Regions from separate parts of the Homo sapiens genome. Here all the other regions are linked to region 1. Evidence: chromatin loops called from intact Hi-C (ENCODE). Cell type or tissue: natural killer cell. All regions are shown on one strand.

Region 1 (5,000 bases):
ACCCTCAGGCTGCTTCTGCTCATGGTGGAAGCTGAAGGGAAGTTGGTGTGTGCGGTGGTCACATGGTGAGAGAGGAAGCCAGAGAGAGCAGGGTGGTGCCAGGCTTTTTATAATAACCAGCTCTTGTGGGAACTAAAACAGTGAGAACTCACTCCTCCACACCCAGGGAGGGCATGAATCTATTCATGAGGGATCCACCCCCGCCCCCCCCACCCCAACCCAAATACCTCCCATTAGGCCCCATTTCCAACTTTGGTGATAAAATTTCAACACGAGGTTTGGCGGGGACAAGCAACCACACTATAACAAATGATTTTATCAATTAGGAGTAAATGAAATTTAAGCCAGAGTTTAATATTTGAATAACTACCTTTTTTGAAAACAAAAGGCAGGGTCTCACTGTGTTGCCCAGGCTGGTCTTACATTTCTCACTCAAGTGATACTCCCACTTTAGCTTCACAAAGTACTGAGATTATAGGCATGAGCTACTGCACCCAGCCTCAAATGACTACCTTATTGCACTTTTCCTAGATTTTTTTCGACAATCTACTTTTTAAAATATGTTGTTTTAAACTTCCTTTTTTATAACATCCTTGACTATAGAATGAGAACACTGCAATGAAACCCAAAACTTTGGAAGTAATGTGTTCTGTAATGATCTGTCCCCTAACAGCAGCACAATTGTCACAGACACAAAATGATCCATATTTGCTAGTCCCAAGTTTATATAAGTGGGGGGTCTCCCTTGATACATTTGTGTTTTATCTGTAAAAACTAAAGTTAACAGTTGCTTTTTAATCCAGGAAAGAGGGCTTACTTGAAATTTTATATTGTTTATTTTGTTAATGGATTCATTTGTTCAATTCATTTTTATTTCATGGTTGCCAATTTCTAGTTTGTGGGTGTGGTTAAGGAGTGCCTAGAGTGGGAAGAAATTAGTTGGGTGTTAATACTGTATTTTACTTCTTTAAAGAATTGTATAACTGTAGAACTTTCAATCTACTTTTTTTTTTTTTTGAGACTGATTCTCACTCTGTTGCTCAGGCTGGAGTGCAGTGATGCCATCTCAGCTCACTGCAACCCCTGCCTCCCAGGTTCAAGCAATCTTGTGCTTCGGTCACGCAAGTAGCTGGGATTACAGGCATGTGCCACCATGCCTGGCTAATTTTTGTATATTTGGTAGAGACGGGGTTTCACCATGTTGGCCAGGCTGGTCTTGAACTCCTGGCCTCAAGTGATTCACCCACCTTGGCCTCCCAAAGTTCACTCTCTTAATTTTTGCATGATTGTGCCAAACGTCTCTTAACCACTTAATTGCAGAAATAGGTTTAGAACACAGGTCTCCATCTCCTGGTGGTCTTTTGGTTTTTCCACTTTACTATGCTGCCATTTGTTTTTGTTTTCTTTCTTTTTAACTTTTTGGTTTAGTTTAAAATAACATTCTGAAATACTTGCTTTTTCCTTACTCTTTATTTTACTTTCACAAATCTTAGTCTTCAATTTGTGTTTAGTATCTAATCTGCCTACATGCTCTTCTCTCTTAATAATATTTCTGATATGATCTTAGGAACCTGAGTGTCTACTGTTTTTATTTTGTTTGTTTTGTTATTTTAGTGTTCCTATATATAATCCTGACCACTCTTGTTGAATTTTTTAAATGGTGATTATGAACATCAGACACGTAAATGAAAAGCATTCAAGTGCTTTGAACTGACACTCTCAGAATACACCTTTATTCTGCTCTTATACCCAGGTTACAAGACAAGATTAACGTGACCCTACACAAGAAAGGCACACAAATTTGTGAAGCTGTTCTTTTAAAAGAGATTCTTTGTTCTGTTAAATTTCTAGGCTGCTCTACGTGTACATCCTTTTCTAGGGGATACACAGTGTGACTTCCCTTGTGGTTTTTTTTTTTTTTTTTTTTTTTTAGAGGGGAGCAGTGAGGCAGCGCAGCCACACAACCTAATCCACAAACCTTCCTTTTAGGTGATTTCAGGTGCTGTAGGTGAGTACATCTGTGTGACAGACTTCTCCCCATGCAAACTGTCAAATGCTTCTCTTGACTGCAGAACACACACTTCATTGAAATGACATAGATAATGCCTATTCTTTTCAGGTATTTTTGATGGTATCTTTCATACCAGGAGGAAGCCACATCTCTAACACATCTCAGTATCTTTTCTTTAGAAAAAAACTTTTATCTTTGCTTCTTCTTTTTATTACGTATTAAAAAAAATTGTCATTTAAAAATCTATGTAGAGTATCCAAAACATCGAGTCACTGTTTCAGTAAAAAACTGTTTACTGCCTGGTTCAGTTCACCTGTAGTATTGTCAGATGTGTCAAACATGAAGCATTTTGACACACCTGCATTCAACTTAAGTTGAAAGCGAAAGACTTTAAGATTGGGTGTGTATGGATAAGAACTTGCTGTCATCACATGATGAAAAGAGAAAGTACTTCATAAAAGTTATGTGGCACCATTGTCTTCTACTCCCTACAAGTGATTCAGTGATGAAAGAATTTTGTCTGATTTCATCATATGAAAGTCAAATGTACTAGTATTTATGAATACGTGCTTTAGGTCATTGTTCTTGTGGAGTAACTAATGATGAGCTGCTGCTTGTGGAGTAACTAATGATGAGCTCTTTTGTGTGTTCCTTTCTTTTTTTGTAAATGGCTAAGGGAATTAGTCAAGTTGGAGGTAACAGGAAATGACCAAAGGTGAGCTCAGGTAAATTGTTTTTGTCGTTTCAGCTGTAGTTAAAATGACTCAGAGATCTAAGCTTCTGTGCCAGACCTGAGTGAAATATTTTTTTCTTTGTACATTAAAAATAACACATCAAGAACATTTATTTTTACCTTGGAGAATACAAAACACCTATAAGCTTTACCCAATTATACTTCATTTCCCAGTCTTCTAATGTAATGTATAACAACGTGGTAAGCTAGGCGGGTGGATCACCTGAGGTCAGGAGTTAGAGACCAGCCTGACCAACATGGTGAAACCCCGTCTCTACTAAAAGTACAAAATTAGCTAGGCGTGGTGGTGCATGCCTGTAATCCCAGCTACTTGGGAGGCTGAGGCAGGAGAATTGGTTGAACCCAGGAGCCAGAGGTTGCAGTGACCTGGAATGCGCCATTGCAGTCTAGCCTGGGCACCAAGAGTGAAACTCCATCTCAAAAAAAAAAGAAAAAGAAAAAGAAAAGAAAAAATGGTATATTCACATTTTTTTCTCCTTTGCTGTATATGATTAGATTATGTTAATAAAGTGAATTAGTTGACAAGATAAATTTTTTTCAGACATGAAGCAGTTAGAAAAAGAAACATATAAATCTCATGCTGACCGTATAAAGCAGATACTTTTAAGTATTTGGACAAAATTGAAGCTTGTTAGTATCTCGTGATTTGAGATAATATTTGAGCAATAATCACATTTGTCAGTGTGATGGCACTGCCCCCGGAAGAATAGGCACTCAGTTTGCAAACTCATGCCACAGGAATAAAAAAAACTCCAATTCCCAAACCTCATCAGATTGCGGGTTTTACAATTTCAGTAATTCTTTAGATATTCATTTAGAATTTGAATTAGAAGGAACTAGTATCTCTGTACCTTCACGCTATTTGATTTGGGCAATAATAATGCTGATTATTTTCATTCTCCACTACTGGAAATGATGACATTACTGGACTGACAGAAGATGCTTCTGGTTTCTCCTTCTGAATTATTGTTATCTTAATCTCAAGAAGTTAAATGAATTAACCTGACTGTTCCCAAAATGAGAAACACACACTTGCACAACTATTTCATCTTTAGCACTAGAAAACAAAATTCTCTTACCAAAATAATAGTATATGCAGACAGTTAAAAACAAGTTATCTTTTCATTGAAACAGGTACTATGGGGCTTCATTCTGACCATATGTAAACAGTACAATTATTGTCTATATTTTAAATAAAGCAAGTAAGTTGAGCTATTCTGTAGTTCATACTTGACAAATATTAATGGACCCTATTACACCCAACTAGAATTACTGGGTCATTTTATGAAAGCAGATAAAATAATATTGTTTTCAAAGTTTATTTATGTATTTATTAATGAACAAGGTTTAATTTTTAACTTTTACCACATTTTTATCTTATTGTCAGGAAGCTTTTAATCAGTTTTAAAATGGCCTTACAATCACTTAATTTAATACACTTTGCTTTTTATAATTACAACTGATCATATGGGATTTTTTATATTATTTAAATTTTAGTTTATGTCCTCCTTACTAAGAAATACAGAGATTATAAGCAAAAGTCAATGAAAGAATTAATATGGACATGTTTTTAAATTGTTTAAAATGTTAAGAGTCAAAGCTCTGAAAATATAATAAAGATATAAAATGTATACATGGAAAGAGATATGTGGTATATCTGGTATTTGGTATATACTATGATATTGCATGTTCATTAAGACCTGTACTGCTAAGTGAGTATGCATCCGGAAGAAGTTAATGTAAGTATTTTTAAATGGGTTTGTATTTTTCTGATAAACAGCACTCTCCTTCTGTTTGTGATCATAGGATAAAAGCCCTGTAAGCTTGTATATGTTCATTTTTACTGCTACATCATGTAGTGTGCTCTTAAGATTGAGATCTCATTCCCCAGGAAGCATTTCTGTCCAAGATTAATTGCCCTTTTAAAATCAGCGTTTGATGTATTTCTTTGGCTATATCCTGGCTTGGTTTAACCCTCTTTGACCTGACCTCGCTGACTATTACCTCCGTGGCTGAGACAAAATCCTTCAGCATGATGTATGCACTTCACATTTCAGCCTGTGGTTTTTCATGTCGATGGATTCAATTAGTTGGTGTTTTACTAATGAACATATCAGAGGTTAAAGAATTTGTCAGACAGAACAAAATTGTTCAGGCTAGTGGTAATCAGAAAGCTCGTCGCTCTATTTTTTAAAACTTCTAGGCAGTATTAAGTATTTTTCAGAAATTTTACCT
Region 2 (5,000 bases), 53 kb after region 1:
TATACACACACACACACACACAGAGAGCTATCTACCAATCTGCCTATCTGAGGCTCACATGTACATATAACATGTGAGCATTTATATAAGTATGGGGCACTGCATTTCTCTTCCCAAAACTCTCTCTTGGATCGATAGTCTTTCACTGGGGACTCACTTGAAGGTTTAGACATTGCTGGTTGTCTTCTCCCATTTTAGTCCCCAAAAAGGAATATTTCAACAGATCTACAATTTTGTTCTAGGTCTAAACCCCTAAGAGTGAAGCTGTGGGGCCTGGGGGTGGGAGGGATGGTTGGCCTGAGCCTACAGCCAGGGGGATGGGAGGGTGGGGGAACAGCCTCTCTTGGTGGGGGACCACTGCTGCTGTGAGGACAACCTTCATTGCCTCAGAACCCATTTCAAGGGCTTCTCAGTGACCATGAAATCTTGCCGTGTCCCTGCTAACACCACACACTGTGCATTCTTTTGACTAAGATCTGCGGCCTAGTGCTGTGGCCTAGGTGCTGTGAGATTTCTTTTTTTAAGTAGTAAGTTTATGGTGTGGTTACATTTGAAAATTGCAGCTTCAAAATACATCAAAGTTCAAACGCGCATCCACAATGCTACCGTGGCCTGGAGTGGAACCCTGCAGCAGAGCAGCCCCAGGCACGGCCCCGCGTTCCGCCCTCTCTTACCCCTCCCAGGCAGTTCAGAGCAGCCCCTGGGGCTCCCACTGCTGCGCTGGCACAGTGGGGCCACCGCCCGGCTCACAGGGGCAAGGTGAGGTAGCAGAGCCAGGAAATTTGATTCTTTTCACTTTCTTGTGAGGAGATACTTTATTCCTGAAGAATTCTAGGGTGTAGAGAAAGCAGAGGAAAGACAGCATCCGGGGTGAAATACCACCAGCCAGGCGGACCCAGCCAGATGTGCCAGACCCACTGGTCGAGGGGAAAGTGAACCGGGTGTGCTCCAGCACAGCCAAAACCCTCTTTGGGGTTTTCTGGCATGGGGATAGCATAATTCACATGGCGCAGCGATTTAAAAAAGAAAAGAAAATTAGCCTCCCCAGACTAGAATCCTCACCTGTCACCTACCTCCCACTCTGCCTTTCTCAGCATAGCTAATGTGAATTGTGTGCTTTCTGTGCCAGGCCCTATTACATACAGTCTCTCATTTCACTCTTATATCCACATAGGAGCTCAATTTTACAGAAGAGGAAACTAAGGCACAGAGAGGTTAAGTGGCTTGTCCAAGGACACACAGCTAGAGCACGATAGGCCTGGGATTTGAATGGTCTTCCTGGCTCCAAAGCTCATGCTTCCCACCTCTGGTATTTAGGGACCATAATCCCATTGGAATCTCTCTAATGGCATCAACCCTCTCAGTCAGTCAGAGGGCCAAATGGAAACAGAAAATATTTCAGGATCTCTTGTAAGCCTGAAAGAATTGCTTAAGAGATGTTAGGAAGGCAGGAGTGCTGGTGCTGCTTTTCTGCATTTTGAGTTCTGGTTGGGCATTTGTTGCCAGGGACAGTCCCCTTGGTGCAAGAAAGGAAGCACCCAGAGGAGATTTGCTGCTGGAAGGGCAGGATGTATGTGCGTGTCTGTGTGTGACCCTGCCACCCCCAGCTCAGGATGGAGAAAGCCAGGGATTCTTAGCAGGCAGAGAGACTGGTTTAGTTGCTTTAGCTGCCCGTAATTTGAACTCCTCAACACCATTTCCACTTCCATCCAAATCCACTTACACATGCTGCTTGAGTCCTTCTAACTTTATAAGCATAAAGGCATAGATGCTGGAACAAAAGGCTTTCTGCAACCCTTCCCACCCACAGGAAAGGTCTGGTGTGGGCAATTGTGCCTTTGTTTGGCTTCACCTTGCTGTGCCTCCAAGGACCCCACCAACTACGCATTGAACTTGCACTTCCTATTCACAGAGAGTGCAGCTCTCAGTAATCCACATTAAGGCTTTTGGACTCAGTTCTGCATATTGTTCCTATTTTACATCCTACCTCATCAACGTGAGGCCATTCCTCTCCCCTGAGGAGTGACTTTGGAAGAGTGTGACTGGCAGGGAAGCTGAGAGCTGAAGAGTCATGCCCAGGATGGAACTTAGCTATAGAAAGCCTTTCATCTGGCCGTCTCTCAAAGCCCTGAGGGCTATAATTAATCCTCACAACACCTCTGCCTGGTAGGTAAGTGTGATCGCCTCATTTTTATAGATTGGACAGGGAGGCATGGTACTATTAAGTGACTTTCTTCAAGGCAGCACCTCCCTCAAAGAGCTGGGACTTGATCATGGGGTGATTCTACTTCTGAAGTGGGGGGAAGAGCAGACAGTGATACCAGGCTGAGTGAGCAGGTCAGGCCCTTGTCACCTGACCACCCTTCCCTCCTCAGTACACCAGCACACCCTAAATGTGGCTACTAGTAGGGGGTTTCAAAAGCGTCTCAAAGACTTAAGAAGTCAAAGGGAGGGTGAGGAGTAGAAGAGAAAGAGAATGAAAAGCAATAAATAGCCCAGGCAGAGGTTAGAGGTTCTCTCTGACTTCCTGTAAAGTATAATCCGACCAGCCACATGTGAGAGAAACCAAATGTCATGCAAAGCAGTGAAATTGTCACCCTCAGGATGCGGGGCGGGGGGCCCCTGAGACGAAAGGTCAGAATAATCCCTTCTCTAGCAAAGCTGAAGTCCCAGCACTATTTTTAGAAGCTCCTAGAATTTGCAACCTATTTTTAGGAACTCCTAGAATTTGCCACCTGCTAAGATATAAGAAGAGCCAAAGAATTAGAGTTCATCACCCTGGAGTGTACAGTCAGCTCTCTCCACCTTAGCCGATGGGCTTCTGAGAAGGGTACGTAGAACAGATGTTAGTTAAGTGAATCACCTTGAACACACTCCCAATGGTTAAAGGACTTGGGTGGAGAGCCAAGGTGAAGAGCCAGTCATCGCCCTGCCTGTGCAGCTTAAGTTTAGTCTAGTGGTTAGGAGTAGAGCCTTTGAAGTCATGCAGACCCGAGCTCTGACCTCAGCCCCACCTCCCACCGTAGCCATGTTGCCTGGAAAAGTGGCTTGACCTCTTTGAGCCTTAGTTTCTTCATCCATTAATTAGGGCTTGCCATGCCCTCCCTCTCAGGGTGATTGTAAGAGTTCCTTATGATCATACTAGTTCCTGGTAAGCATTCAATGAACAGCAGCTATTATTACACTCTTAAGTTTTATGTGTTGTTTTTTTTTCTTTATTAAAAGGATATCTTTTTTATTTATTTATTTTTTTGAGACAGAGTCTCGCTCTGTTGCCCAGGCTGGAGTGTGGCACAATCTCGGCTCACTGCAACTCCGCCTCCCTGGTTCCAGCGACTCTCCTGCCTCAGCCTCCCAAGTAGCTGGGACTACAAGCACATGCCACTACACCTGGCTAATTTTTGTATTTTTTAGTAGAGACAGGGTTTCACCATATTGGCCAGGCTGGTCTTGAACTCCGGACCTTGTGATCGACCTCCCAAAGTGCTGGGATTACAGGCGTGAGCCACCGCACCCTGCCAAAAGTGTATCTTTCCTAGCTGACTGAAGTGATGATTGGAGAACTCAATTTCCCTAGGATTCTAAAACATACCATTCCTCTGAGCTGGTTTAGAGCGCCCTCTAAATCCAAATCTATGAAACACGATTGATTTTGCTTGGCCTAGAAGTGCCCTTGCTCATGTCCCTGGGGAAAAGCACAGATCAAGATGGCAGCCTACATTGTTTCTGGGCTGATCCAGACAGTCACTGAGCTGAGCCCACTCCCTTGGTTTCTCAAGAGGACCAGCACTATTTGTCTCATAATAGAAGTTCTGAAGTAATGGTTGAACATTTTTCAGTTACCCCCTTGAGAATTTGATAAATATTATAGCTCTCTCTCTCTCTCAAAAAATGCCTGTGTACACAAAGTTTGTGCCGTTGCTTCTCATTATTCGTGGTGGTTATTCTATAAACTCACTTGGGACACTGAATTAACAAATTCTGAACCATCACTCCAGGGAAACATATGGTTAAGTTCCTGAGAGCCCTGGTCACAACATTTTCATCAACTGATCAATATATAACCTTGTGCCATGTGTGTTTCTGTTTAAAGATCCCTAATTTTATACATATTGTTGATTTTGTTAACATAGAACTCACAGCCAACAGCACCATTCATGCCCGAAGGAAGCTTATCTAGCCCATGGATTTTCTCCACAAGGTATATCACAGCCTTCTTGCACTTAGGAACATGAGATGCACCTCCGCACTACACTCGGAGGTCATTGTAAATGGTGAAATCACTAACAAAATACATAAAGAGGAAAAAAACATGGCTTTGAATAGACTGCGGAAAGTCACTTGTTTACAGCATGAGTGCTGCGACAAGAAGGCAAAGTGTCACCTTGTTCAACCTCAGCTGGGAATGTGCATATTAGGTGACTCGAATGTGCTGCTCTGCATCTGTGCATGTCTGCAGATGACTGCAAATGCTTCATGAGTGTTGATTTGGGGGTTATAAAGTTTAGTGAGTAGATAAATTTGCAAATACAAAATCTGCAAATAATGAGAGTTGACTGTATATAGTTTGGGTATTCGAAGCCCATGAAAGCCAATTCTATGGGAGTTGGGACAAAGGGAAGCATTTTATTTTTTGCAACCCATGGGAACCTATTTAAAGTAGGAACGAGTAGATGTCTTTCTGTAAAGGTATAGGCATCCTTTACCAGGCATTTCTATTCTTTTTTTTTCCCCTGATATTTTATACCTCTGAATTTTTCTCAAGACCTGGTAATTAAAATCAGGCATCTGAAAAAAGAAACATATTATTATAAAAACTAAGAATATTTGGTGCTTTCTTACATTTATTATTATTGGACTTAGCAGTAAAAATGTTTTTCTTAAGCAAGCCTGATTATCACTCGTGAAAAATATGCATATATAGGCTGGGCACGGTGGCTCACACCTGTAATCCCAGCACTTAGGGAGGCCGAGGGGGGGGCGGATCAAGAGGTCAGGAG
Region 3 (5,000 bases), 550 kb after region 1:
GGACAAGTAATTGATGGGTAGAAAATGGAGAAATGGTCATGGGAGGAAAGAGATAAAATAGGTTTAGAACATTTACTTATTTACTTGTCTCCAAAATTAACACTTCCACAAGCTTGATGAATGGGGACCTTGTGCATGGTTACATTTACCATCTTACAGCTTTCCTCTCGGTTAGTGAATTTAACAATATGAATGAAAATAGATGACACAATTTTGAAGTTGATAAAGGTTTTTTGTTTTGTTTTGTTTTGTTTTTTACTTAAGTCACCAAAGGATGGGTGGGCTCTAAATAGGAAATGGAAGAGGTAAAGAAGCAGGTCATATTGAAAACAAAAAATAATAAAAAATTTCCCCAGAGGAAATACCCCTTTCTAGAGCATACTAAACTCTTAGTTGCCATATGTTGCTTGAAAAAAAAAGTTATATACCACATTTTTTCATAATACAAACTATAGAAAATGAGGTTATAGGAAATCTTTTTAGCTGAAGGAGATCTTCAGAAAAGTGAGAAATCATCTGGGTGGAGGGGCTTTAGTTAGAGAAGTCTGAAAAACCCCAAATAAAAGGAATCAGCAGTTCCTAGAAGGAAACAGTTTGGTAGGAAAAAGGGATTATCCCAACTAAACGGCTAATGAAAACTGATAGCTTGAGTGGCTTCTGCTTGACAAGGAGATTGTCACTGTTGACAGGGTTGACTGGCAGGGTGGAAAAATGAGGGGGATAAAGCTTCACAGAAAGACTTCAGAGGAAACTTGACACCTTCAAAACCACAGGTGTGAGGGTAAGTGAAACCGTCAAGTAAAAGTTGGCGTTGTTTTTCAGGATCTGATGTTCTGCATACTTTAGGTTCAAAATTTAGGAGTTTAAGGGGAACACTGAGATAAGTTGGGACATGGGAGGTTAGGAATCGAGGAGTCAGAGGACTCTTTTCTGCCCGTGAAGGGACTCCGTAGACTCTTAAATGTATTCCACAGTACTTTCTAGAGCTCTAAGAAGACAGGCTAGCTTTTTTCTCTACCAGCCCAGCCTGTTTCAAATCACAGGCTTCAATAGGCTTTCTAACCTAGCTCTCAAAGGTGATTTATTGAGTGTCTGTTATGTCCAAGATGCTGAGCGTGGAGTGTGTGAATACATAAACATGTTTGAACACTTGTTCCTTGCCTTCAAGGGTTTCATCTCAATGAAAAAATGGGATAGAATGAATTCTGCCTCAAGATGAATTATTCTCAAATAGAACTAACAGTAAAAAGTAAAACACAAAAAACACAAATGCCAAGTAAATAGCATTAACATTAAATGCTATAAAAATTCAGAGATGGAGGTGACAGGAGTTGAAGAAGCCCTTTTTGGGAGAGGTGGAAGTTGAGTTACATCTTTAAGGCGGAATAGAATTCAGACAGCCTGGGTAAGGGTGGGGGGAGGAGGGAATGTGAAGAAATGGGGAAGAATGGTAGGACACTCCCAAAGGGGTAAAGAAACTACTGGAGTAAGGGGAACAGAGGATTACATTTAATAACTCTAAGATGCACCCCCTGGGAAAACAAACAGTGGAATTTGTAACAATTATTTTTGTTTGGCTCTTGAAGCTGAGCATTTATGTCTGTTGAGGATATAAAAAGTTCAGTGTTCTAAATGGGAAGAGAATGACCTGAAGTGAATGGCAGAATGGGCTCTGGGGACACTGGACCTAGGGCTGCACCCTGGCTCTGCCATTTGTGAGTGGTGTGATCTCCAATGAGTTCACGTTTTCATGCCTCAGGCTCCTAATTTTTAATTTGGGATAATATTAGTATCAATAGTATCTAATTCATAGGGAGCTGTGGGGATTAAGAGATAAAGTATTTATTATGCTTATAGTGTTGGGCACATAGAAGGAGCTCAATACATCTTTATTATTTTTATATTAATATAAAATAACAATAATAATGGTAATAAAATCTCAAAGCCAAGTAAGCATCATGAAATTTTTCACGTGCCCATGAGCACAGAGGAGATCTTCAGAACCTACTGTTTTCTGATCTCCAAGAAAGATGGAGAAAAGAAAATTATAGCATTTTTCTTTCATTTTTTCTTCCTTCCTCTTTTTTTTTCTAGAATAAAGAGATGAGGAAAATGCAAGACAGTCCATGTCGCTCTTGGCTGTTCTCTGCTACTCCCCCCAGGTTCAGGGGTCTGTGAGTGGTCGTGAGAACCCCACCCCCAGGCTTCTGCTTGGGTCCTTATCATAGTGGCCTCTCCTGCTACCCAGTGAGAGTTCACTGTTCTGGCAAGGGATATGGCTCCCGACTCAAGGAGAAAGGGAGCGCAATGCTTTCCTTCTCCATTATTCTATGGGCAGGTTTAATATCCAGTGCCTCCTATTTATAATTAACATGAAGTTGTTTATTTCTTGCTTCTCATTTTAGCAGGGTAAGCATGTAGAGGCAGGCCACTTTCTAGTAGATTGTGAGAAGATAGACCTCAGCATGAGCCTGACTGTGGGTCTGATGTGGAGAGAAGAGAGTCAAAAGGAAATATTCTGTGGCTTTCTATATGACTGAAATGCAGCAAGGCTATTGTTTGCTGTAGCAGCTGATTGAAAAAGAGTGACATTCTGTCCACTGAACGTTAATAGGCTCAAGTGGAAGTGTGGTGATCAAAGCTGAGTCATAACTTGAGAGGAAACCAGTCTTACCCATGTTTTTTGTTCTTTAGTGGAGACACCTAGTAAGCTCTTCGAAGACGGTGGCTTTCTACAAAAGGAGAGCTATAGTAACCGTTGGCCGCAGCAAGATGCTCTTCTCACTCTTGTGTTGGAACAAGAACCAGTTATGAGAAGCCTGGGTTTGACTTGCTTTTGGTGTGGTTAATGCTGGTGGGAAGGTTTCTTATAGGTCTTTTTATTTATTAATACATTTGGTCATAGATGGGCCTTCAGGATTTTCAATTGCTGTGACTATGTTGGTCTGGCTAGCTTTTTCCAGGCTAACAATGCAAACACCCCCAGCACCCCTGAGGGATAGTCTCACAAAGCCCCTGTCTGTCTGGCCTGTGGCTACATAAGCAATCTCTTGACAGTTCTTGGAACGTGAGACTTGGTGACGTGACCTAAGACTTCGATGTTTTTGTGATTTATCCAGGACACTTGACTAGGTAACAGGAATGCAGATGATCTCTGTCTCAGTGCTAGAACCTGCAGCTTTAGCCCAGGTTTATTCTTTGGGGTATGACTGCTAATCTGAAAATTTTGGGGAGAGTCCAGTGTCTGTGCAAGAGCAAATCTTCAATTTGGACTGATTCCACTATGAAGGAAATTGAGTTTTTATGGGAGCTAAAAATAAACGATCCTTAGCACTCCCTCCATCCTAAAATACATTAAATAGCCCTTACATTTTCAAGTTAGAACAAATCTGGCCTCATTGTTTCTGTCACTCTAACACTTGTTAATGTTATTTATGTAATTTTCAGATATTCTCAGATCAAAATTTTCCATGCCCAGTTATCTTTCTCATGCAAAGAAATTGTGATCAGTGTTCAGTTTCAATCAGTTTACTGAAGGAAGGGTCGTTTACAACACCTGTAGCCACTTTTCTCTTAGGGACTTAGTTAAAAAATCAGATGCAGGGTGTGAAATGAGACCTAAGTAATTCTTTCCAAGTTCCTTTGAGGAGCTCCCTGCTAGTACTCTCTCAGCCTAGAAATCAACACCTGCCTTTCACAAAGGAGCCTCCATCCAGTGTGGAATTCCAGCAAGTACACAGGTAGTTATTTCTAGGAATATTGCCCTTGCACATCTCTCCTCTTGCCAGGCACCAAACTAATTTCTCAAAGAGAAACAGTGGGAAACAATATGTTCTGTGCTGCCTTCACATACTACCATAAGAGGCAGTTAGTTACATAAGCCGGCTTCCAGAGATTTGCCAAGTGCTCTTTTTAAAAAAAGTGGCTGCTGATGGAACATTCTTTACATAAAACAGATACTTGTTTCAGCAACCAAAGTCCATGTCCACAGCAAAATCCAACTAGTGTTCTACTTTTCTATTTGTCTATAGAGTATAGATCTCTATACACTTCAGGAGAAAAACTTGTGTCAATAATGGATTGGGTTCGACAGTTTAAAAGAAAAAACAAATGGACATTTTTCATTACCTCAATTTCTCATTATCTACATCAACTCAGAACCGTCAAGAAGGCCCATAGTGAAGCCTAAAGGTTTTGAAAGGGGCTACTATGAGCATTATGGATTCTGTCCCATACTCAGGAAGCACCCCCCGACCAGGAATTTCTCAAGACCAAGGCGTGATGAGTGCAGTTTTACTACTGCCTCTGCTCATGAATAAGACCTCTGTGGTAAATCATTTCCCAGGTAGAATTTGCTCTTCCTCCTTAAGTAAGAGTAGTCTTTAAAAAAAAAAATCCTTTCTCAGAGTAGTAAACAACTCTCTGAAGTAGGCATCATCTAGATAACCTTTACAAAAGACATTCTCTGCTTGATTCCATATTGGTTCTGATGTAAAAGTGCATCAAAGTTAGAAAAATCTTGCTCAAGTTTCAACAGCAAATATTCTTAGCCAGAGGAGCTGACGTGGGGGTGAATGGAAAGGAAGTAGAAAGTCAAGTGCAAGATCAGTTACAAGAATACCACTTAGAATTTTTGGTTTTCCCTCATGCTTGGTGAATATATTTTTTACATGTCAGTGGGTTGGGCCCATCATTAAGCTATTGTCTCGCGGCATCAAGCCCATCCTCCTACACTCTGCTGTGTGATGCTGGACCTCTGCAATACACATTTATTTCTGTGTTGCTGATAATTCCCTGTTAGGCTCTGCCAACAGGGGATGCTAGAGAAAGACTGCAAGTCTGGGAAAGGAGAAAGTTTATTTTCCTCTCTGCTACCTCTGACTCCAGTTTTGCTTCCTATTTCTTTCAGTGTCACCCAGCAACACTTCTTCACCCAAACAGTGGCATTTTACTTCAGTAACAGCTGTTTATACTAGTTTGCATTTTTTTTTTCTTGACAC

Evidence for each region. Hi-C counts contacts between places; a loop is a spot of excess contacts. Peaks named below come from ENCODE experiments on the same cell type or tissue, not always from the same donor. Only the 100,000 strongest peaks of a DNase experiment are listed, where the experiment ranks them.
Region 2: it touches region 1 in a loop (4-fold over the local background); 4 of 110 quality-filtered maps call a loop at or near these places.
Region 3: a loop joins it to region 1, with 9 times the contacts of the local background. A loop is called at or near these places in 2 of 110 quality-filtered maps.

The regions. Positions count from the first base shown.
Region 1 is chr6:106,192,740-106,197,739 of GRCh38, reverse strand. The region is part of intron 7 of ATG5 (autophagy related 5); the gene reads left to right. Among named protein-coding and RNA genes, the nearest start is that of PRDM1, 110 kb to the right of the region's middle. In natural killer cell, no CTCF peak of the experiment used is centred here; DNase peaks (open chromatin) are centred at 79, 1,979 and 2,399; H3K4me3 peaks cover 657 bases; H3K27ac peaks cover 2,893 bases.
Region 2 is chr6:106,139,457-106,144,456 of GRCh38, reverse strand. No RefSeq gene overlaps it. Among named protein-coding and RNA genes, the nearest start is that of PRDM1, 56 kb to the right of the region's middle. RefSeq lists a silencer at 589-883 and an enhancer at 2,629-2,678. In natural killer cell, no CTCF peak of the experiment used is centred here; DNase peaks (open chromatin) are centred at 586, 2,446 and 2,906; H3K27ac peaks cover 3,088 bases.
Region 3 is chr6:105,644,212-105,649,211 of GRCh38, reverse strand. No RefSeq gene overlaps it. Among named protein-coding and RNA genes, the nearest start is that of LINC02836, 14 kb to the right of the region's middle. RefSeq lists enhancers at 2,212-2,401, 4,969-5,000. In natural killer cell, no CTCF peak of the experiment used is centred here; DNase peaks (open chromatin) are centred at 751, 2,611 and 4,821; H3K27ac peaks cover 4,090 bases.